Linked DNA regions of Homo sapiens: region 2 is linked to region 1. A link is a loop called in an ENCODE intact Hi-C map of the cell type or tissue named here. Cell type or tissue: PC-3. All regions are shown on one strand. Each heading gives the region's core, and the rest is flanking DNA. Links, peaks and the distances in the headings are about the cores only.

Evidence for each region. Peaks named below come from ENCODE experiments on the same cell type or tissue, not always from the same donor. Only the 100,000 strongest peaks of a DNase experiment are listed, where the experiment ranks them.
Region 2: it touches region 1 in a loop (4-fold over the local background); 2 of 110 quality-filtered maps call a loop at or near these places.

What each region holds. Positions count from the first base shown.
Region 1 is chr1:117,277,040-117,289,780 of GRCh38, forward strand. No RefSeq gene overlaps it. Among named protein-coding and RNA genes, the nearest start is that of LINC01525, 12 kb to the right of the region's middle. In PC-3, for the core only: a CTCF peak has its summit at 7,750 (motif pointing left); a DNase peak (open chromatin) is centred at 7,742.
Region 2 is chr1:117,157,518-117,170,258 of GRCh38, forward strand. It overlaps VTCN1 (V-set domain containing T cell activation inhibitor 1), which reads right to left. Exons shown (of 6, transcript NM_024626.4): 2 at 12,590-12,654. Among named protein-coding and RNA genes, the nearest start is that of TRIM45, 42 kb to the left of the region's middle. In PC-3, for the core only: no CTCF peak of the experiment used is centred there; a DNase peak (open chromatin) is centred at 8,754; H3K27ac peaks cover 3,197 bases.

The DNA of each region.
Region 1 (12,741 bases), core at 3,109-11,108:
TGGTGAAACCCCGTTGCTACTAAAAACTACAAAAATTAGCCGGGCATGGTGGTGGGTGCCTGTAATCCCAGCTACTTGGCAGGCTGAGGCAGAAAAATCACTTGAACCCGGGAAGTGGAGGTTGCAGTGGGCCAAGGCTGTGCCACTGCACTCCAGCCTTGGTGACAGAGCGAAACTTCATCTCAAAAAATAATAATAATAATAAAATGAGAACTGTTTTATGCACTCATGTAATAAACCCAAGTTACTGATTACCTGCTAGATACTATATACGGTTCTAAGAGCAGGATACACAACACTGCTCTAATGGAACTTATATTCCACCAGTACAGTGGGGAAGACAGCTTATAAACAAGTATATGAATAAATAAGAAAATATCAGGCGGTAACACTTGCTTAAATAACAATGAAACACAATGATGTGACTGAGAGTGACTGCCATAGGAGTGGCACTACTTTGGGTTGGAAAGGCCTCTCTGAGGTGGCATTTAAGCTGAGATCTGAACATTAGAAAGAATTCATCTGTGAAGATCTTGGAAAAGAACATTCCAGCAGAGAGATGACCTACACTGTATACCCAAGTTAGAGAACTGGATGCAGGAAGTGCAAAAATGAAAATACTTTAATTATTCATAGAAAATTCTTTGAAAAGGAGAAAGAAAATTATGAAGATGACAACCAAGATAAATAAGTGCAAAATCAAACAAAAAAGATAAGATTGATAAATCCAAGATTGAGTTACTCTGGAGGAAAAGTACAAAAGATAAGCATCTAATCAATAATTTTTAAAAACACATATAGATATAAAAATGAATATAGACAGCTACACAATTTTTAACAGAACTAGGATAACTCTAATACAAAAGAGAAAAAGAAAAGAAACAGGAAAAAGAAAAGCATATCAAACTTTAGATCAATCTTATTTATACATCTGGAATCATAAACCTACTAAATTGTATCCACAGAATATTAAATGACTATGCTTCATAACCAAGAAATCTTCATTCCAGATATACAAGGATAACTTAGAAAAAATATTAATATAACATGTTACATCATTTTTTCACAGCGGATAAGACATATCTTATAATCACAATGAATGAATAAAGGTTTTTGATAAAATTCAATACCTTTTCTGATTTAGCGTTACTCTGGCAGCTTGGAGGAATAAACTAATGTGGATGCCTTGCTTCACTCAATATGGAGAAATGGTAAATGATATATGATGCATATAATTAAAAGAATAGCTAAGCTGAAAAAAAAGAAAAACAATAATATGTAAACAATAAAGGAATTTAAAGCCAGAATTATGAAATAATGAAATAATATAGTGATAACTTTGGGGACAGGAGTGAGGGTATCAAATCCAGATATTGGCTCTAATAATCATTCAGGGAAAGGACAGATATGGTTTGGGGCCTGCCTAAGGTGGTAAGCTATCACTAAGATCACTGCATAAAATGGGGACCTTGAGAGGTACCCTCCAGTGAACTAGAAACAAGAAATTCTCTGCCCAGAAGAGCAATAAGGAAATTTGAATCTGCCTAGGACTCTGATCAGAGGAAAAATTATTCCTTTAAAAACCAAAACCTCAAGACTGTTTTAAACCAAAATATAAACTACGCAGGTGGCATAGGCATCCTCAAGTCCAAGAAATTAACGTAAACTGGTTTGAAGCCAGCAAATCAACTTGGCAGAGGGAAGCGTGCATTTCCAACGTCTAGAGCCAGAGTCAGCAAACTAAGGCCCGTGGGCCAAATACTGCCATGGCCTGCTCTTGTAGACTTTGTGTGTTAAGAATGGATTTTACATTTTTAAAAGGTTATTACTAAAAAAAAAAAAAAAAAAAAAAAAAAAAAAAAAGGAAGAAGAGAAGGAGGAAGAGACAGAGACTGTGTAGCCTGCCAAGACTAGAATATTTACTATTTGGCCCTATATAGAAAAAGTTTGCCAACCTATGATTTAGAGGACAAAGAGAGCCCAAAGGGATAAAATATCCTTACTAAAGATCAGCTTACAATAAAAGATTACCCTGCAACTAACTCATGCCCTATTTAGGAAAGTCAATAAACTCAATGACTAGTAGGATTAAGTAGCTTTGCAAATTTTAGACGATAGTACAATCTGAAGAGACTATAAAAATAGTATTTTTTAAATAATTAAACTGTATTCTTAGCTATTCTGGAGGCTGAGGCAGAAGAATGGCTTGAGCCCATGAGTTCAAGGCTGTAGTGCTCAATGATGGTGGCTGTGAATAGCCCAGGCACTCCAGCCTGGGCAATATAGCGAGACCCTGTCTCTAATAACAATATTAATAATGAAAGTGACAAAGGGAAATAGTTTCTTATGGTTTTTTTTGTTGTTGTTTGTTTGTTTTTTTCCCGAGACTGAGTCTTGCTCTGTCACCCAGGCTGGAGTGCAGTGGCACCATCTCGGCTCACTGCAATCTCCGCCTCCTGGGTTCAAGCAATTCTCCTGCCTCAGCCTCCCAAGTAGCTAGGATTACAGGCACCCACCACCACGCCTGGCTAATTTTTGTATTTTTAGTAGAGACGGGGTTTCACCTTGTTGGCCAGGCTGGTCTCAAACTTCTGACCTCGTGATCCACCTGCCTCAGCCTCCCAAAGTACTGGGATTATAGGCATGAGTCACCGCGCCTGGCCGGAAATAGATTTTTAAAAAAACTTTTATAAAAGAAAATGTAGTAGTTGGAATTATAATTCAAAGGAAAAATTAGATAGCAGATGTAAACACAACTGAGGAAGTAATCAATGGACTAGAAGGTAAATCTTAGAGGATTAACCAGAATGTAACACAAAGTGATAAAGGGATAAAAAATATGAAAAAGAAGTTAAGAGTTAGGAAGAACAGACTAAGAAAGAATGATTAGTTGTAGTTCCCAAAAGAAAGATTAGGAGAAATGAGAAAGAATTATTTGAAGATAAAATTATTGTGAATTATTAAGAAACAATAAAAATGTAAATCTTTATATTCAAGAAATACATTAAATCTTCAGCAGGATAAAAATAGATAAATCCAAAACTAGGCACATTATGGCAAAGTATTAAAAACAAAAGAAAAAGAAAATAAAAATAAGCAGAGAGTGACCGGGCTCCGTGGCTCACGCCTGTAATCCCAGCTTTTTGGGAGGCTGAAGTGGGTGGATCACCTGAGGTCAGGAGTTCGAGACCAGCCTGGCCAACATAGTGAAATCTTGTCTCTACTAAAAACACAAAAATTAGCCGGGCCTGGTGGCACGTGCCTGTAGTCCCAGCTACTTGGGAAGCTGAGGCAGGAGAATCGCTTGAACTCGGGAGGTGGAGGTTGCAGTGAGCCAAGATCATGCCACTGCACTCCAGCCTGGGTGACAGAGCAAGACTCCATCTCAAAAAAAAAAAAAAGTCATCAGAGAGAAAACATAAATTAACACTGTGGCCAAGATTGCTATATAGCCACCCAAATATATTCTGAATCGTCTGAAAAACCAGAGTTGTAGTTGAGCATAAGGATGCTAATGTTAGCATTCTATGAGGAAAGCATGTCTTCTAGATATGACTTTAGAATCATGTAATATTTTACATAATTATGAAACAAACTTAAAGTTTAAAAAAAGCAATCCCTAAAAGTGGAAAGTAAAAGGAAACAATCCTAACATGTATCTAAATAGTGACATAACCACATAGAGAGAGATTGGTCAGAGTGACTTTCAGAGGGAGGCTGAGGCAGGAGAATGGCGTGAACTGGGAAGGCGGAGCTTGCAGTGAGCCGAGATTGCGCCATTGCACTCTAGCCTGGATGAAAGAGCGAGACTCCGTCTCCAAAAAAAAAAAAAAAAAAAAAAAAAGTGACTTTCAGAAATAGTAATTTGACTGTATATCACTAGTGGTATATACCCTAAAAGCAAAAAGAATGACATAGGACAATGTTAAACTACTCACAGTAATCATGTTGTTAGTGGTGGCAATGGTATTATCATGTGGGCATTGTGGGATAAAGCGAAAAGAGTAATTATGGTACTGTATTAGTGTGTTAGGGCTGCTGTAACAAAATACCACAGACCAGGAGCTTAAACAACAGAAATGTATTTTCTCACAGTTTTGGAGGCTAGAAGTTCAAGATCAAGATTCTGTCAGAGCTGGTTTCTGGTGAGGCCTCCCTTCCCGGCTTGTAGACAGCCACCTTCTTACCATGACTTCACATGGCCTTCCCTCCTTGCACACCGGGAGAGAAGGAGAGAGAGAGATCACTGTCTCTTCCTCTTCTTCTTCTCCTTTTTTATAATAGAGACAAGGGTCTCACTATGTTTCCCAGACTGGTCTCAAACTCCTGGCCTCAAACAATCCTCCCACCCTTGCCTCCCAAAGTGCTGGTATTACAGGTGTGAGCCACTGTACCCGGACATGACTTTTCCTCTTCCTATAAGGATACCAGTCCTGTCAGATTAAGGCCTCGCCCTTATGATCTCATTTAACCTTAATTTCCTCCCTAAAGGCCTTATCTCCAAATACAATCATCCCTTGGTATCCATGGGGCATTAGTTCCAGGGCTACACACCATATCAAAATCGGCAGATGCTTATGCTCCTTATATAAAGTGTATTTCATATATAATATAAAATGTTATTTATTTAAATAAAACCTACCTACATCCTCTCATATACTTCAAATCATGTCTAGATTACTTATAATACCCAATACAATGTAAATACTATATAAATAGTTGTTATACTGTATTGGTTTTTTAATTTGTGTTATTTTTTAATACTGTATTATAATTTTTTTCAAATATTTTTGATCCTCAGTTGATTGACTCCATGGATGTGGAATCCACAGATATGGAGTGGCAACTATATAGTCACTGGAGGTTACAACTTCAGCATATGAATTTTGGGAGACACAGTTCAGTCCAATAACAAGTACCATTGAAAATTGAAAATTTTCACATAGGAGAAACGAAATACAGATGTAAGATAGCTAAGACTAAGTGAAAAACCTGTAGTCCTAAATGTGAGTAGAAACTATCAGTATGAGCATATATATATATACACACACACACACATACATATTTGTAATATAACTTTATATATGACTATATAATTTATATATATTATATCTATCCATTGAAAAGGCCTGAAAGAAAAGATAAACTCAGTAGCAATGAGACCACTAGTACCCAGATTATAATACCATTTCCTATTCAAATGAACCAGAGATTCTTAGAAAAAAATCTTTGACTCTAGGCCTGAGAAGGGAAATGTAAAAGCTGTACATATAAAATTTTGTCATCCCTGGTAGCAACCAAATTATTAGTTATCATTTCAGTGGGTTTATGAACCAACTTGAATAGTCTTCCCCAGCCAAATATAGGATAGTTTTATTTTTGGAATTGATTTTGACTACAGAGTATCTGAGCTTGCTTGCCCACTGGCTAGAATTCTATTAGTTACCTGATATCCTTTCAATAAATTCCTCTTTTGCTTTGAGTAAGTCAGAATTATTTTTTACTTTCAACTAAGAAACCAACAAATGAAACTTGCCTAGCATGACTGAAGGCATAATTGATGTTCAGTAAATGGTGATTTCCTTCCTAGGAGTCAAAAATCTACTATGACTTCTTTTCAGATTTTAAAAACTGTGAGGGAAACTTCCTGCCTATGAGGACTTCCCTCTTTCATGAGGGAGATTCTGCCTCTGTTCACATCCCCTGCAGCTCCCCTACTCTCCTCTACTCAAGGGAAGAAGGTCTGGAAGCCAATTGATCACAGTCCAAGGTTTTGACTGGGCCCCAGTAATCAGTGGGCAGGGCCACTGTCTCAAAATGTCAGCACCCAGTTCCTGTTTTCCCGCATTTTCTGCTTCCTATCTCCCAGTGGTAAGCAGACATAAGATCTCTTAGGTCTTCCTCAACCTGATGCTAGAGAGTAAATGCATTTAGTATTCCTCTCAAAGGTTGGATCTCTCTATCAAACAATATGCCTAAAATTTCCATTTGAAGAGAAATAAAAAATCCCAGTTACACACTGAGGCTTAAGACATGCTCAAGTTCATCTTTTACCAGAAAACGCTGCATTGGGAATTATCAGGTGCTGACTTAGCTAGTAATCATATAATTCATTGATTCTCATTTCCTGCTGTTCCTTTCCTGGCACAGAACTCCCCTGAGACACTAAAGGCAAGATGGGACCATTTAAGGACTCAGATATTCTTGGGTTCCTCACAGAGGAGAAGATGGGTGATACCACCAAGTAACACCAAAACTCCTCTCTCATTCTTACAGAACCACCAAGAGATGGGAAACAAAGTGCAAAAGAATATAGCATGGATACTGACATTTCAACACAGTGACTCTGACGTTTATGCTTAGGGGCTCTGACAGGTTGGCATAGGGTAGAAAGGAGCAGAGGAGGAGGCCAGTGGGAGGAGAAGGAAGGCCAAGTGAGAGGATGGCCTCCTCTGCGGTCTTCACTCGATTCTCTTTACCTCACTCCACTCTCCCCCATTAATTCCCACCTATACATCCAAGGAAGAGAGTGATAAAAAGGGTAATGAGGATGAGTCAAGTTCAAAGGTATTTTATTGGCCACATTCTTTTTTTGGGTGTTCATGTCCTGGGAATTTCTCTTTTGTACCTCTGGTGTGCGAAAAGCACACTTATACCACCTATGCTCCAGATTTTAAAGAGAGGCTCATTTCTCTCTCCTTTCGTTGGCATGGTTTTCCTTGGATTCATCTTTTCTTGCTGTCACAAAGTTAAAATAACAAAGCCTGAGAAAGAGGTATAAACTTAGGGGGAAAGTACCAAGACGGTCACTTGGACATTTTATTATTATTATTATTATTATTATTATTATTATTATTATTATTATTATTTTAAGGGTCTTGCTATGTTTCCCAGGCTGGTCTCGAAATCCTGGCCTCAAGTGATCCTCCCACTTAGCCTCCCCAAACACTAAGATTACAGCCATGAGCCAAGACACCTAGCCAGGGCCTAGTTTTAGCATTAATTTTGCCTTTAGATTAGACAAAAAGAATCTTTCAGTGGTTATCCCTAGCTTCGCAATGGCCTAGGGTAGTATTTGAAGCCAAAACATTCTTATAAAATGCATGCATTTGCCTGGCCCTGTCCTCTGAGCATGATGTCTCCCTTGTGGCACTCATGGACAAGGGCAAAGCTCTGGCAAGGCAGGATTTGGGTGTTCAGAACCTTGAGCCCAAGCCCAATACTACCCCCAACCCCAAATACCATGTCTTCCAATTCAAATAACATGGGTGATAATGGGCCTGCCATTCTAAAATCATGTCTGGCTAATGGCTTGGCAGGTGAATAATCTGCTATGAGCCTACCTGAGCAGTGGCTGCTCTTGGGACCAGAAGATGCAAACACACACAGCTGTGAGGAAGCCCCAGCTCTTGGGAACTGTTGCTGCAATCTCCAGGTCTACTGGCCTTGCTTCACTGTTTTCTGATGTCTCCATCAGCCCCATCCTGATGATCTCCTGGTACTCCCCGACTTTAAGGAGACCTGTTTGCTATGGAAGCTCTAGGAAATGCATAATGGTATGAGGTGATGGCTTCCAATAATGGGCCTTCGCATTCTGAAGATGATGTGGTTGAAATGTGAATGGTTCAGTCTGCTTGGGAGATGATCTTTCCAAGACAAGCTCCTGAACTGATGCTGCCTTATCTTCTTACATGTGTTCCTTTGTTCCCAAGTCACTTACTGGGACTTCAGATGCCATCTCAGGTCCTCTGCTTCCCTCTTCTGGTCAATTGAAGGGAATCTTTATAGCCATTTAGAGCTCAGGGGAAGAATTAATATATGATGCTACCTAGTATAGAACCAAATAATAATCTCCTAGTGATCACTTTTCAATTCACAAAAAGCTACACCCAGGAAATAGGGTAATTAAATATAACATTATTACCTATTAAATATGCTCACACTAAGGCAGTCATAACATCTATTCTACTGTACAGAACCAGAGGGAAGATGTTGAGCCAGCAGTTCTACATGTGATATCACTGTGTGTTTTTGTAGAAAGGGTTCTTTGGTTAAATGTATTTGGAAAATCTTAGGGTAAAATAAGTTACACAGGTTTCTTTACTAAAAAATTGCTCAGGGCCTTTAAATTTATAACGTGAATTGTTAATCTCCCAGGGGGATATGGTATATAATTTTTGATCGATGACTCCTTGATTGGAGAGAATTCCAAGGATTAGCATTCCATTCTGTAGAATATTCTGGGGGAAATGTGACACTAGACATTGAAAAGGTGAACTTAAAAAAGAAAGATCTTCACATTTTGAAATGGCAAGTGTCATCTCACCTAAGCCAACAGCAGGTCCGCAAAGCAAATGACCATTAGTACCTCTTGAGTTGATATCAGCCTCAAGTTTTTTTAAACCACAAAGCTTAGAGTTGGGAAAAGGACCCTAAAGGCCCTAAAGGTCCTTTGCAGACCAATCCCTCCATTTTGTAGATAAGATGACTGAGACTTAGAGAGCTATATAGTCTCAAAACCCAGTGAAGAAATATAATTTTACCATGTATTGGTGGGAATCCAGGATACACCACTGTTTAGCTGAGAGGAGCTGTCCATCACAAAAAGCCTGCATTTTGACATATTCGATAAGCAGGTTTTTTTTTTAGTTTAAGCCAGGTGTGGTGGCTCACACCTGTAATCCCAGCACTTTGGGAGGCCGAGGTGGGTGGATCACCTGAGGTCAGGAGTTCGAGACCAGCCTGACCAACATGGTGAAACCCTGTCTCTACTAAAAATACAAAAAGTAGCTGGGCGTGGTAGCACATGCCTGTAATCCCAGCTACTCGTGAGGCTGAGGCAGGAGAATCGCTAGAACCCGGGAGGTGGAGGTTGCAGTGAGCCGAGATCATGCCATTGCACTCCAGCCTGGGCAACAACAGCAAAACTCCATCTCTAAAAAAAAAAAAAAAAAAAAAAAATTAGTTTAGAAGAGTATATATCAGGCCATCCGCTTCACTGGAAAGATGTACGCAAGATGCTGCAGCCTTTAACAAAGAAGATCCAACTTATTATTCATTTATAAACCCACAGAAGGCACTTTTATAAAAAGACATCATCCTCATTCATGCATCAAATGGAAAGTCAGGAAATACAGTTTGTGTTAAACTCCAAAGGGCTTTGATGCTTTTTCATAAATGTTAGCACATTTGGGAGAACACCACAGCCTTCTGTGTTAGCTGAGACTATTCTGGTTGCTAGTGACAAGAACCCAGCTTGAACTAGTTTAGGCAGAATAAAAAGGAGGGTGGGGAGTAATTTATGGGAAGGCTCACATAACAAAAGGAAGAGCTGGCCGGGCAGGGTGAATGAAAGAGCCATCAAGATTATCACCTTCACCTCTTGCATTTCTCTCTGTCAGTCAGCTTTACTCTTCTACTGCAGATGGGATCTGCCCCCTCATGGGGGTGGTGGCTCTCTTTGGCTCATAATTTCACATCTTCCCTACCAGAAAGCAATGGTCTCTAGTTCAAAGGTCCCAGAGAAGGGCTCTGATTGGCCTTGCTTCTTCAAGGTGTACCTTTCTGAGGTAAGGGAAATAGGTCTTAATAGAGGCAGATAGCCTGGTGGGTATCAGTATGGGTTCTGAAGTCCAACTGCTTGAGCTCAAACACTGGCTCCCCTGCCTACTAGCTGATTGATCTTGAGCAATTTACTTAAGCTCTTTTACCTCAGTTTCCTTATCTGTAAAATGGGGACAATAATGGTTTACAGGTTTTATATCACGATTAAATGAGGAAAATATGTAAACAATTTTATATGGTACCCAGCACAAGGCAAGTAATCAATAGTCATTAGCTTTTCTCATTACTGGTTCAGCTTGGAGGGTTAGGAGGTCATGCTTAGATCAATCACTACGGCAATTCAATGGAAAGATTAAGAGCATAAGCTCTATGGTCTGATGATGTGATTTCAAGTTCCAACTCCTGCACTTACTAGCTATACCTTATGCAAGTTGCTTAACTCTTCTGTGCCTTTGGTTTCTTCATCTATAAAATAGGGATAATAATCATTCCTATCTTGTAAGATGGTTGCAAGAAATAAAAGAGATGACAAATTTGAATCATTTAGCATCTTGTCTAGCACACAGTAAGCATGCAACAAAGTTATTATTAAGGCTGTGCAGGCGGTCTACCAAAAGATGATATCTTCCATTTGAATCATGACAGTAGGAGTATTTCATTCATTTATTCAATAAATACTTGTTTAGTGCTACTATTGTGCTAGGCACTGTGCTGAACGTTAAGAATACAGGGTGATGAGCAAGACAGATAATGCCCTGAGTTCATGAAGCACACGTTAGTAAGGCTTTAAGCAGCGCGATATTATTCTGGGCAGGACAAACAACAAATGTCCACTATACCTACCAACTATTAAATCCCTAACTTCTGGCTGGGTGTGGTGGCTCACGCCTGTAATCCCAGCACTTTGGGAGGCCGAGGCGGGTGGATCACCTGAGGTCAGGAGTTCGAGACCAGCCTGACCAACATGGAGAAACCCTGTCTCTACTAAAAATATATAATTAGCTGGGCGTGGTGGTGCATGCCTGTAATCCCAGTTACTCAGGAGGATGAGGCAGGAGAATCGCTTGAACCCAGGAGGCAGAGGTTGCAGTGAGCCAAGATCATGCCATTGCGCTCTAGCCTGAGCAACAAGAGCGAAACTCTGTCTAAATAAAATAAAATAAAATAAAATAAAATAAAATTAGCTGGGCGTGGTGGCACGTCACTGTAATCCCAGATACTCGAGAGGCTGAGGCACGAGAATTGCTTAAACTTGGGAGGTGGAGGTTGCAGTGAGCCGAGATAGTGCCATTGCACTCCAGCCTGGGCAACAGAGCGAGAGACTTGGTCTCAATAAATAAATAAATAAATAGATCCCTAATTTCTCTGTTGATAACCAGTCCTTCAGATTTCTTATCTTCTGCCTTGTCTCAAAAACATAGTCACACTTAACCATTATATCTCTTTCTCCTTGTAAAGGGATACCTCTTTCTATTCTTGGTAGATAATTATGACTATGTATGAATGTACATACATACTGTATGTATAAATTGTATTATATGTATATATTCTTTATGATATTTTGATGATCTGGTAGATCACTTACCTGTTAGGAGTTTGGGAGACCTACCACCTTGATTAGCCTCAAATTTAGGAGTAAAACCAGGACAGCAGAAGGTCAGCTTCTCCAAAAGATAAAAGAATCCTTCAAAAGTTGGTTAGTAAACTTACCTCACATTATATACAAAAATCATTCTTAGGTGGATTATAGATTGAATGGAAAAAGTAAAACAATAAAGCTTCTGGCAGATAACATAGGAAAATATCTTTATGAATTCTGGATTAGGAAAGGTTTCTTAAACAAGATCCCCAAAGCACTTAAAATAGTTTGAAAAAGTTGACTACATTAAAATAGTTTGAAAAAATTGACTAGATCAAATTCAAGAACTTCTGTTCATTAAAGTGCATCACTAAAGGAGAGAAAAAGCAAACCTCAAAGTGGAACACCATTTTTCAATGTGTGTAATCAACAAGGGGTTCAGGGTTCATATCTAAGATACATAAAGAATTCCTACGAACCTACCAGTCAAAAGAAAACAAAAACAGACAACACAACAAAAAAAACAGGCAGAAGATTTGACAGATAATGAATATGAAATGAGCATTAATTCTCAACCTCATTTGTTAGCAGGGAAATGTACACTAAAGCCATACTGATACACCACTATACCTCACTAGAGTATCAAACCAAGCTTTCAAGGTTGTAGAACATCAAGAACTCAAATGTTGTTGATGGAAGTGTAAATTGGCACAATTACTATAGCAAACAGATTGACATTATCAAATAAAATACAAGATATGCATAATTTATGACACAGCAATTCACCTCCAAGTTATATACCCTCATAAAACATATGTTTATGTGCACCAGTATACATGTTTAAGAATATTCATAGCAGTACTGAATAATAACTCCAAATGGAAACAACCTAAATGTCTATCAAGAGTGAAATAAATAACAAATTGTGATCTATTCATACTATGAAATACTGTATTATGAGAAATAAGGAAAAAAGTACAGCTGCATGATATATAGAGGATGAATCTTAAAGACACAATATTACGTGAAAGGAGCCAAACAGTACAGAATATACACTGTATAATGTACTTTATATACAATTTTTGTTTTAAGACTGAATCTCACCATGTTGCCCAGGCTGATCTTGAATTCCTACGCTCTTGCAATCATTCCCCCTCAGCCTCTGGAGTAGCTGGGATTACAGGCACACGTCACCCAGCCTGGCTCTATACACAATTTTTTAAAAGGCAAAATTAAACAAGTTTTAGGACTAAAACTATCAAAGAAGAATAAGGAAGTAAATACTATAAAAATCAAGAGAGTATTCACTCTTAGGGAGAGTGAGAGGTTACAATCAGGAAAAGGTTTTTACAGCTATTAGTAATGTTTTATGGCTTGACACAAGTAGATTACACTGAGGTTTATTTTACAGATTGTTAACTCGTATATTCATTTTAAAAACCTTTCTGTATGCATGTTATATTTTACACACACTCACACTCAAGAGTAAGTATAGTGCAGACACAATGGACAGAGTCAGATAAAGGGTAGGACTGATCAAGTTCAAAGTCACAGAGCTCTCTAAAGGAGGGTTGAAGGTCACCAGCTTAAAGATGATC
Region 2 (12,741 bases), core at 1,979-9,978, 120 kb before region 1:
ACTCACTACCACAAGAACAGTATAGGGAAACTGCCCCCATGATTCAAATGATCTCCCACTGGGTCCCTCCCACAACACATGGGAATTATGAGAGTATAATTCAAGATGAGATTTGGGTGGGGACACAGCCAAACCATATCATTCCATCCCTGGCCCCTCCAAATCTCACGTTCTCACATTTCAAAACCAATCATGCCTTCCCAACAGTCCCCCAAAGTCTTAATTCATTTCAGCATTAACTCAAAAGTCCACAGTCCAAAGTCACATCTGAGGCAAGGCAAGTCCCTTTCACCTATAATCCTGTAAAATCAAAATCAAGCTAGTTACTTCCTAGATACAATGGGGGTACAGGTATTGGGTAAATACAGTCATTCCAAATGGGAGAAATTGGCCAAAACAAAGTAGTTACAGGGCCTATGCAAGTCCAAAATTTTAAAGCTCCAAATGATCTCCTTTGACTCCAGGTCTCACATCCAGGTCATGCTGATGCAAGAGGTGGGTTTCCATGGTCTTGGGCAGCTCCACCCCTGTGGCTTTGCAGGGTGCAGCCTCCCTCCCAGCTGCTTTCATAGGCTGGCATTGAGTGTCTGTTGCTTTTCCAGAAGAACAGTGCAAGCTGTCAGTGGATCTACCATTCTGTGGTCTGGAGGACAGTGGCTGTTTTCTCACAGCTCCACTAAGTGGTGCACCAGGGGGACTTTGTGTTGGGGCTCCGACTCCATATTTTCCTTCTGCACTGCCCTAGCAGAAGTTCTCCATGAGAGCCCCACTCCTGCAGCAATCTTCTGCCTGGGCATCCAGGCATTTCCAGACATCTTCTGAAATCTAGGTGGAGGTTCGCAAACCCCAATTCTTGACTTCTGTGCACTCACAGGCTCAACACCACATAGAAGCTGCCGAGACTTGGGGTTTGCACCCTCTGAAGCCATGGCCCAAGACCCTTTTGGGCACAGCTGGAGCAGCTGGGATACAGGAAACCAAGTCCCTAGGCTGCACACAGCATGGGGACCCTGGGCCCGGCCCACAAAACTATTTTCTCCTAGGACCCCAGGCCTGTGATGGGAGGGGCAGCCATGAAGACCTCTGACATACCCTGCAGACATTTTCCCCATTGTCTTAGGGATTAACATTCAGCTCCTCATTACTTATGCAAATTTCTGCAGCCAGCTTGAATTTCTCCTCAGAAAATGGGTTTTTCTTTTCTTTCACATTGTCAGGCTGCAAATTTTCCAAACTTTTATGCTCTGCTTCCCTTATAAAACTGAATACCTTTAACAGCACCGAAGTTACCTCTTGAATGCTTTGCTGCTTAGAAATTTCTTCCACCAGATACCCCAAATCATCTCTCTCAAGTTCAAAGTTCCACAAATCTCGAGGGCAGGGGCAAAACATCATCAGTCTCTTTGTTAAAACATAACAAGAGTCACCTTTACTCCAGTTCTCAGCAGGTTCCTCATCTCCATCTGAGACCACTTCAGTCTGGACCTTATTGTCCATATCACTATAAGGCTTTTGGTCAAAGCCATTCAACAAGTCTCTAGGAAGTTTCAAAATTTCCCACATTTTCCTGTCTTCTTCTGAGCTCTCCAAACTGTTCCAACCTCTGCCTGTTACCCAGTTCCAAAGTTGCTTCCACATTTTTGGGTATCTTTTCAGCAGTGCCCCACTCTACTGGTACCAATTTACTGTATTAGTCCATTTTCACAGTGCTGATAAAGAAATACCCGAGACTTGGAAGAAAAAGAGGTTTAATTGAACTTAACAGTTTCACATGGCTGGGGAGGCCTCAGAGTCATGGCGGGAGGTGAAAGGCACTTCTTACATGGCAGTGGCAAGAGAAAATGAGAAAGATGCAAAAGCAGAAACCCCTGATAAAACCATAAGATCTTGTGAGACTTATTTACTACCATGAGAACAGTATGGGGGGAACCACCCCCATGATTCAAATGATCTCCCACCAGGTCCCTCCCACAACACATGGGAATTATGGGAGTATAATTTAAGATGAGATTTGGGTGGGGACACAGAGCCAAACTATATCACCTACTTTAAAGGTTTCTTGTGAGGATCAAATCAAATGGATATTAACCTGATTTGCAAACTGTAATTACACATATAAGGTATTGTTATTCTCAGTTAACCAGAAGTAGCACAGAAGTGAAATCTCATGTTAACTAAATGTGGCCTAGTCATTCTGAAAAATGCTGAATTCTAAAGTGCTGTAACTTTTATTTCTGTTTGAATGACATAGAAACTAAGGCAGTGAGAAAATAACTGATTTGATCAAGTTTACAGTGCTAGCTATAGCATAATGAAGAACTGTATTTAATTCAGTTGATTTTTGGTTTAAAATGAAAGCCACCCTCTCCTCTACTGACATACCACCAGTAGAAATATTAATTATGTGCCAGCTGTATCCAACTGCTTCCTCCTCACTTGGCCAGCCTACAGCCTACCCAGTCAAGGAAGGATCAATCAGCTGTTCATTGTACACTGGGGGCTGCTGACTGAGGACACCTATTGGGGTGATTTAATTAACTGAATCTTCTTGAGAGGCTCTTTCTGTGGCTTGGATATGAAACTAAGGGCAGATGGCCTTGGAGCCCAAGAGGAGAGTGGAGGAGACACAAAGAAGTATGGGGGAGAGACCATGGGAGAGAAAAATGGAAAGAGTCTTTCATCCCCAGAGCTGTCTTGGATCCTGGGGTGTTCAGGTCTAGTTCCTGTCCTAATCTCTGCACATCCTTTAAACAACACCTGATATTAAAGTGGCCTGCACAAGTCTCTCTTTCTTACAGCCAAAAAAGCCCAACATAACGGGTCCTGAGCACTTCCTAACTGGACTTATCAGCTTCTTTATTGGTATTTCTACCTTTCATCTTCGCCTCCATCCAATCCATTTTACATGCATTAATCCTACAGGTAGACCTTCTTACAGTACAATTTGAACATATCTGTTTTCTAATCACTCATCTTTAATGGTTCCTAAGAGCTGTGGAATGGATTTCAGATTTTCCAGCCTGGACTTCAAAGCTAAACACTGCCTGCTACATAGTAAATGCTCCATACATATTAGCCCTTATTGCTGTCTTTGCAGCCTTCTCTCCAACTACATCCTTTCATAGTCCATTCTGTCTGTCTGTATCAAATTATTTGTTGATTTTCTGCCTTAAATAAAAAACATACAAACAAAGCAGACGTGTTTGTTGTTGTTGTTGTTGTTGTTTTAATGTGAGAGGTAAACATTATCAACATAAGGATATCCTTGGCTCTTCTCCTCTTCCAGCCTATTAGGGGTTGGAATTATCTCATTGACTCCTAGACCTCTACAAAGTAAATGAGGGTAATGAATGAGGAAGAGAACTGGAGAAGCTAATCTAGATGGATTTGCAGCAGAAAGAACAGAAGGCTACTGATGGAAGAAAAATTATAGCTAGAAAAGGAGGAAGAGGAGACAAAAACAAGTACATAGCCTGGTTTGGAAGGATGTTTTGGAGGCTTGAGAGCGTGAGAAAAGACACTTTGGAAGCAGCTGCCATGCATGGCCATTCCTGTGGGAGATCTGGGAGACGAATTATGAAAGAGGACAAAATGAAGTTTTTGCTGTGTAATAAGAACACAACACACCTCCATTCCCTGCATTGGTATTTTCTTGAACATTGATTTAAAGATTCAGTTTGCTTTGCAAGTATTGTTACTTAGAGAATGATATCCAAGGCATCCCAGGCTAGCATGGGTTACACAATTACACTATGCGCCTTCACACTGCTGTTCATCTTGTACCTATTAATTCATAGCTCACACTTCTTTAACACCAGTTATGCAAATTCTACTTATATTCAAAGTCCGTTCAGATGGCAGCCCTCCCATGAAATCCTCTTTTAATTCACCAAAGGAAAAATTAGTAGATTCTCTCTTTACTTTCCTGTAACTTTTTGTCTTTTTGGCCTTTATTATAGCAGCTGTCTCCCTCTACCTGGTCTCTAATCTATCTCTGGAACTAGTTTGTGAGCTTTTCAAGAGCAGAAACTGTCTTAATCCTATCTGTAAGTCCTGTAGTGCCTAGAGCTATGTTTCTGCAGAGAAAAATAATGTTTGCTGAGTTTATGAATAAATGAATAAATAAATGGAAATCAGTAGAAATCAAAGCATTGTTTGAGATAGGCTAAAATTATTGTAGGAGTAAGGGACGTTTGGCAGGATTACCACATCTAAACTTTGGGGAAATGTGATCCAATGAAAAGGAAGGCAATAAAAATACTGAGAGGTTCACAATAAAATCATGAATCAAATACAACTATGTTACAGCAAAGGTAAATTTGATGGTTGTTGATAAAGTGCCATTAAAGTTGAATTGAAAGATTACTTCTCAGAAAAAATACATGATTAGCACAGTTTATGGAGAGAATGAAATGGTAATGACATACCTTAGTTCAGCAACTGTATTACTGAATTAATTTTAATATGTTGGCCTTGAGCTCACAGTTAGGGAATCCGTTGAAATATCTCCCAGAGAAGTTAATGATTAAAAGTAGGCAGCTGTGGAATGCCCTAGGGACCTGCTGCAGGTTCTAGTCATTTAAGGTTGCATTAATGATGTGGCAGATGGAATGAGTGTAATGTTGATTAAATCCCCTCCACCCCAATGTCAAATAAAGAAGAGAAATAAGAGCCAGTGAGAACTTAAAAAAACCACAGGGACCTAGCCATTGCTTTGCACCCAGAAAGCAGTCAATAAAATACTTGTTTGTTAAGTGAATAAATGATTGTTAAAAGTGACAAAATTTAATTTGCAAGCAACCACATGTAAATATTACTTCTCACAAGAAAAGAAACTATTCAGACTTGCAAACAAACATAGGCTCAAGGAGGATTATGCCATCTGGCCTCCTATGACTCTCCAGGCCTACTGACCACCAGAGATTCTTTTTTTTTTATTTTTTGGAGACAGAGACTCACTCCACCAGAGATTCTTGTGTGACTTGTTGAGTCAAAGGACAAAAGGACCCCATGGAGATGGGCTAGAGGCAGGTACCTATTGATAGAGAATTCTATTAAATGGGCACAGATTTTAAGCATTTCATTTACCTCTAAGATTTCATTAAACCCCTTTAAAATTGGAAGACTGAGCCACTTACTGAAAATTAATTATCCAGCTTGTGAGGGCTAATTAACTACCACAGCTCCTGTCTGCATGAGGAAAGTGGGGCTGTTAAAGCAGGGGCAAGACGAAACCTGAGCAGCTCTGGGTTCACACAGTGGGAGTACTATTCAATCAGCGCTCCGTTGTAGGAGTAGGAATATCTTGAAGTGGGGGTATAGGTAACACAAGACAAGGATTCTTTACAGAAACTATGATGCTGGGGCAGCCCACAGCGCTGGATAAAACCTGGAAAATGAGCTGTCCTTTGAAATGACTCAGAAAGACAGGTTCGTACATTCCAGTAGCATAGAGAGCATGCTAGATGTCTTCAGCAGATGGTCACCAGCATCTGCTAAAACTCAGCTGTCCAGATGGGCACCACAGTACATGGCTTACAAGGTCGAAATGCAAAGCTTAACCTTGGGGTCAAACCTGTGAGTGTCACTCTTGCCAAAGAAGACGGTGGGGTGGGGAGAACAGTTGCTTCCGTGAGAAGAAATTTAAAAGGACACTGGGCAAGGCCAGATACGGGAACAATGTAGGAAAGCAGCAGAACATGGTGTTTGAGAACATGGCACAGGTACAGGCTGCCTGGGTTGAAGTCCCAGCTCTGCCACTTATTGGATATGTGACCTTGGTCAAGTTTTCTAACCCTTTATTTCACCATTTTTTAAAATCTGTAAAATGGGGATGCTCCCTTAGAGGGTTCCTGAAAGGACTTAATGATACAATGCAGGTAAAGTGCTAAATATTGTACCTGAATTGCCACATGCTAAACCTTAAATCAGTATTGATATTAATAACCATTATTAACTACAATCATTTGGAAAGATTGCAGATCAGAGCCCCAGGAGGTAAGGAAAACAACATTTCACTAAATGTTTGCTTACAGAGACTCATTTTAAGCCATGAGAGAGTAAGAATGACCATTATACCCATTTATGGATGAGGATAGAGACTCCATGAGGTTAAATGGCTTGCCGAATGCCTTGGATCTAGCTGTTAGTAGAGTCAGGGTCAAACACAACCTGGTCTGGCCCTGAGCCTATGCCCTTTCTACCATATTTTGCTGATACCCAGGGCCAGATTGAGACATGTAGAGTGCCAACCCAATAAGAAGATATCCCTACTTCACTTAAAAATCAAAACAACTAAAAACCACAAAATAAGTGTAAGAAAGGCCCACAGCTGTTTATTTTCTCAGATGACTCGAAGGTTTTTTTGGACAGATCAAATATTTTCTAAATAAACTGTGCAATGTTTCCATTTTGGTGTTATCAGCACACACCTAGTCGGTTTATCCAATGTCTGAAGCTGGAGCATTACTGTAGTGTGATAGGTCACTCACCAGGTTATTTAGGGGTGTATGTCTGCTGCTTGAACCCCAACAGCTGGGTGGTAAGCCAAGGCCTTGGTGCCCAGCTGAGGAGCAGATGTCCCTGAGAACCTAAACATCCCAGAGAGTATCTGAGAACACACCAAGAAAAACAGTCTCATTGCAAACACACAGCAGGCAAAGAGCCAGAAAACCAGCTTAAAAGCAGCTTAGATATGGGAGATGGCACAGATCTCTAGGGCTGTCTTGCTGCCACCCAGGAGTGCCCTGTATGTAAGTCCTAATAAACTCATTTACTCACCAAACTGGACTTGTCTAAGTCATTCTTTGGTCTTTCAACAGCTTCCCAGTTCTGGCAGGGGGGTGGGGTTGCGGGGGCGATACGGGACACATGTTACAGTTCCAGGTTTTGTTTGTAACAATTATTAGGAGGCAGCATCCTGTGGCTTCAAAGGAGGCCTTTCCTGGTTGACCAGGAAATTGTGCAGTTCCTAGGAGGTGCTATATGAATGCGTTAATAATAGCAGATTTTTACTAAAAGCATTGATGGCATCAATATAAATAACAATGGCAGCTGTTTATCACACACAGGTGTGTGAGTGGACTCTCCTTTAATTCTCACAATGACCCTGCCTATTTTACCAATGAGGAAACATTTAAGTTGTATCCCAAAGGATATACAGTTAGTGTGAGCGCTGAGATTGGAATGGCTCTGATTCTGAGATTCTTCCATTATACAGAGCTGTTCAAAGTCAGAGGGTGCGTGATAGCGCAGGGACTGGGCTGGGTATGGTTAGGGGCCTTTCCATCACGTCTCCTTCCTTCTCGAAGGCTTATCCACAAGGGTTGTCCTTTAACCAGGGGCTGATTGGAACCCCTCAACCTCTCTTTCAAATGGTCCACCGCAAATGCATTTTATGTTTTCTGGGGTTTTTATTTAGAATTTGTAAGGAGGAGGATGGCTATGAGAAGGTGGCATATACAGCATCAGGAGAGTTACAAAGAAATAGAATTTCTTTCTGTATTGGGGAAAAGTTTTATGTTTTCAAAAGCTGTGGTCTCAGGAATCATGCCTGCAAGGCAAACCATAAAACACCCTTCTCCACTACAACTCTGTGTGAACGTTGTCATTGGTATGGGGTGATGGGTAGGAGTGTAGGTTCGGGAAACAAATTCCCAAGGCTTGAAATACAGCCATGCTCACTTGCTGACTGTTGTGTGTCCTTCCACACATTTCTCATCTCATCATAGTAATAACATCTACCTCCTATTTGTTGTGTGTAGTAAGGCAAATCATGCATGCAAAGTTATTTAGTACAGTGAAGTGCATGAAGAAAGGATTCAAAAGATATCATCATGATAAAGTTTAGATATTTGTCTTCACCCAAATCTCATGTTGAAATATAATCCCCAATTATATTATATTGGAGGAGGTGCCTGGTGGGAGGTGTGTGGGTCATTGGGGCAGATCCCTTATAAATGGCTTGGGTCATCCCCTTGGTGATAAGTGAGCTCTCAGGCCCTGAGTTCACATGAGATCTGGTCGTTTAAACTTATGTGGCACCTCCCCACCACTCTCTCTCCCTCTTGCTCCTGCTTTCGACATATGACATGACTGTTTCCCCTCGCCGTCCATCATGACTGAAAGCTCCCTGAGGCTTCACCAGAAGCCAGGCAGATTCCAGCACCATGCTTCCTGTAAAGCCTGCAGAATCGTGAGCCAATTAAACTTCTTTTCTTTATAAATTACCCAGTCTCAGGAATTTCTTTATAGCAGTGCAAGAACGGCCTAATACATATCATCATCTGCTTAACGCTATTTGCTTAATTTCAATGTCTTATATATTAAACCAGCTAATATTTTATTGAATTCATTTAAAATGTGATAATACGATCTCTGATAAAGGTTATAGTCCTTTTAATAGAGGCAATTGAAAAAATCCAACTAAACAGTATTAAACTAACAAACTGCCCATTTTATCCAAATAACCAGCTGTCACCCTGTGAAATGGGAAGGAGGCAGAACACCTTTTTATTGGCAGTAGTAGAGTTTTAAATTTTTGATGGTACATTACTGGATTGAGCAGACTGTTACTTCCATCTATTCACACCTCCATGCATCCATCCAACTGTCCATTCAAAAAGCACTTACGGAGCACCCTGTGCATTCAAGGAGCTGAGTACAGTTCTTGAGGTGGCTGTCGCTATGCAACAGGAAAAGATATAAGTAGCAAACCTCCTGACTAACACAGGGAAGTTATGATATTGTGAAAATTCTTGCTAGGAGAGTCAACACCACTAACAACCAAAAGATAAACAACTCTCTTAAGAGTTCTGATGCAAAGCCAGTGAGCCTTAGGTCCAAGAAAGTTTAGTCATCAAGATTTAGAGTGACAAATAAATACTAGGGTTTTAGTTGAAGGTGATGTATAAGATCAGGAATAGGGTAAATTATAATTAACAGTTAAGCCTTAGTGGCCTGGCGCGGTGGCTCACACCTGTAATCCCAGCACTTTGGAAGGCCGAGGCGGGTGGATCACAAGGTCAGGAGATCTAGACCATCCTGGCTACACATGGTGAAACCCTGTCCCTACTAAAAATACAAAAAAATTAGCCAGGTGTGGTGGTGCGCGCCTGTAATCCCAGCTACTCTGTCTCAAAAAAAAAAAAAAAGAAAGAAAAAGAAAAAAAGAGTTAAGCCTTAGTGAGGAAGGTACCAAAATGTACTTTAGCATTACTATCTTTAAAAGTTATTCCAAAATATTTGGTTTATCAGTCTATATTTTATTTCCTTATAAAGAATATATATGTAAATCAGAGAGCAGTGGCTCACACCTGTAATCCCAGCACTGTGGGAGGTCGAGGTGGGTGGATCACTTGAGGTCAGGAGTTCGAGACCAGTCTGGCTAACAGGGCAAAATCCCATCTCTACTAAAAGTACAAAAAATTAGCCAGGTGTGGTGGTGCACGTCTGTAATCCCAGCTACTCAGGAGACTGAGGCAGAAGAATAACCTGAAGCTGGGAGGCAGAGGCTGCAGTGAGCCGAGATTATGCCACTGTACTCCAGCCTGAGCGACAGAGCAAGACTGTCTCAAAAAAAAAAAAAAGAATATATATGTATGTAAACATAAAATGTATATATACATACATGACATTATATGCATTTTATGTTTTTATATATACATTTACAAATGTTTTTGTATGTCTGTACTGAAGTATACAAACATAAAAATCCACACATCATAACTGTACAGCTTGAAGAATGATTATAACTTTATTCCATGTAACCATCATCACACCAAGAAATAGAACCTTACTGCCCTCCCAGCAGTGCCCTCATGCCCCTCCTCACTGCTACCTGCTTACTTGTCCCCAAAGGTAATAAGAACCATTATTCTACCTTTGACCAGCAGAGATCCATTTGCCTGTTTTTGAACTTCATATGCATAGAATCATACAGAACTTACTCTTTTGTGCTCTTCTGTAGTTCCACATTATGTTTTGCATATGAAAATGTACTCAGTCTCTGTCACCAGGAAACAGAAATTAAAACCACAAAATTCCACAACACCCAGTATTGGTGAGGGTGTGGAGAGCTTGATCTCTCATGCATTGCTGGTGAAGAGTAGATTGACTCATCACTTTGGAAAATTGAATGGCAGTATCTACTAAAAGCTATTTATTGGCCTTTTGGACATACTCCTTGTGAGCTGCTTTTTTAAGCACTCACACTCCTTGTGAGCTGCTTTATTTTGAGACAGTAGAAAAAGAATTGAAAGATGGCCAAGTAAAGCAGGAAGAGGAATATTAATAAAGATAAAAGCCAAAATTAGTAAAATAGGAATACAGATCAGAGAAAATATAAATAAGCTAAAAGCTGGTTCTTTCAAAACTACTATAAAGCTAACAATACCTTATAAATCTATTTTAGTATATGAGAGAGAGAGAAAGAGAGAGCAGAAGAAAGAAAAAGAGAAAGAGAGAAGACTAGAGAGAAAGAAAGAGAGAAAAAAAACCGAAATTATGAACAGGAAAAGAAATAAATTAACATAGGAAATCAATATTAGAACGAAACAGGCTAGTGAATTCAGAAACAGATCAGAAACAGAAACATAGGAAATCAATATTACAATGAAACAGGCTAGTGATTTCAGAAACTTGGTTGAGAGAAAACAACCAAGATTATGAACAGGAAAAGAAATAAATTAACATAGGAAATTAGTATTAGAATGAAACAGGCTAGTGAATTCAGAAACAGATCCCCACACATTTGGATACGTGATTTACGACCATGACGGTACTGAAGGGAAGTGGGGGAAGGACAGTGTGTTCAGTAGTGGTGCTGGGTTTATTGGATACCATAAGGAAAAAATGAATCTTGACCCCTCTCTTGTACTACATATAAAATTAACTTGAGATGGTTTGCAGATATAAATGTGAAAGACAAAACAATAAAGCTTCTACAAGATAATCTAGAAGAACATCTTCACGACCTTGGAATAGGCAAAGATTTCTTAAACAGGTTACAAAAAGCTCCAAGTATAAAGAAAAGGATCAATAAAAATTAAAATTAAGAACTTCTGCTCATTGAAAAACATCATTAAGAGAGTAAAAAAGCAAAGTGTAGAGTAGAAGAGATTTGGTGATACCTGTAACTAGTTTGCATCCATGATAAAGAAGGAATTACCTACAAATCAAAAAGAGAAAGACAAATACCCCAATAGAAAAAAATGAATGGAAGATAAAATACACATGTTATTTACTTTTTTTATTTTTAATGTAGAGACAGGGTCTCTTTTTGTTGCCCAGGTTGGTCTTGAACCCTGGCCTTAAGCAGTACTCCCACCTCAGCCTCCCATAGTGCTGGGATTATAGGCGTGAACCACCACAACTGGCCTAAAAAATATATGATTGATGACAAAGAAAGTGGGGAAGGGATGAATGTCTTTTCTAGCAAACACAACTCTAGCAAGTTTTCTTAGCTTCGACTTTGTGACAGTATTGAGTGCCAGCATGTCTACACTGGAGAAGCATGGCAGAAAGGCCACTGGAATATAGAAAATAAAGTTACGGAGCTTTGGTCACAGACTGAGTTAAAATGAATGTGTTGGACTGAGTCAGGTGGTTTATGAAAAAAAGAGCAGACAATTTGCCTCAGAGAAGAAAACTGCCAGCCTTAACTCATTCAGTGTCAAAATTAAAGCAGCATCCATAAAAGATGCTTCAGAGCAGTGGCCTATGCAGAAGAGGAAAGTGAAGAGACTCTTCTGCAACTGACATTGGCTAGATACGTTCAGAAACTAACCATCTGTGCTACAGCGGTATCTGTTTCCTACATGGTACAGTAGTCATGACCAGTTGTCTCTTTACCTAAGACCCCTGTGTACAAAGACTTGATATTCTTTAACACTTCAGCTGAAGCTTCGTTGCAAAGAAATCATCTACCCAGGCCAACCGCTGACAGAATGGCTCAGAGGCAGCACTTCACCTATGATCCCAGAATGACATCTTCAGCACTGACTGATAGATAGACTACTGATAAACATCTCATTTGATTATCTCAACTAACTGGTGATGTTGACAGTATCTCCCCACTCAAAAATGAGGAAACTAGCCTGGGCACGGTGGCTCAGGCCGGCAATCCCAGCACTTTGGGAGGCCGAGGCAGGTGGATTGCTTGAGCTCAGGAGTTTGAGACCAGCCTGAGCAACATGGTGAAACCCCATCTCTACTAAAAATAAAAAAATTAGCCTGGCATGGTGGTGCACATGCCTGTAGTCCTAGCTACTTGGGAGGCTGAGGTGAGAGGATGGCTTGAACCCAGGAGGTGGAGGTTGCAGTAAGCTGAGATCATGCCACTGCACTCCAACCTGGGCAACAGAGCCAGACCCTGTCTCAAAATAAATAAATAAATAATAAAAAATGAGGACACTGAAGTCGAGGACTTAACTGACTAATGTAGAGAAAGCACAAGAAGTAGAAGAATGAATGCTATACTCTGAGGTTTTCTGGGTCAAAGCTCTGGGCTCTTTCCATGCTAACGCACTGAGTGATTAGGAGTTTAATGGTGAGGGGTGAATAGATTGTAGTAATGCAAGAAATCACATACCTGAAATACCAAAGCCAATGATGAGTGCAATTGCTCCAGCCAGAATAATGATGATGCTAATTATGCTACGGGAAGAGAGAGAGAAACAGAAAATTAGTTCTCCATTCCTCTTGATGTGCTGCTTTGCAACTGGGGTACAAATCTGTTGTGGA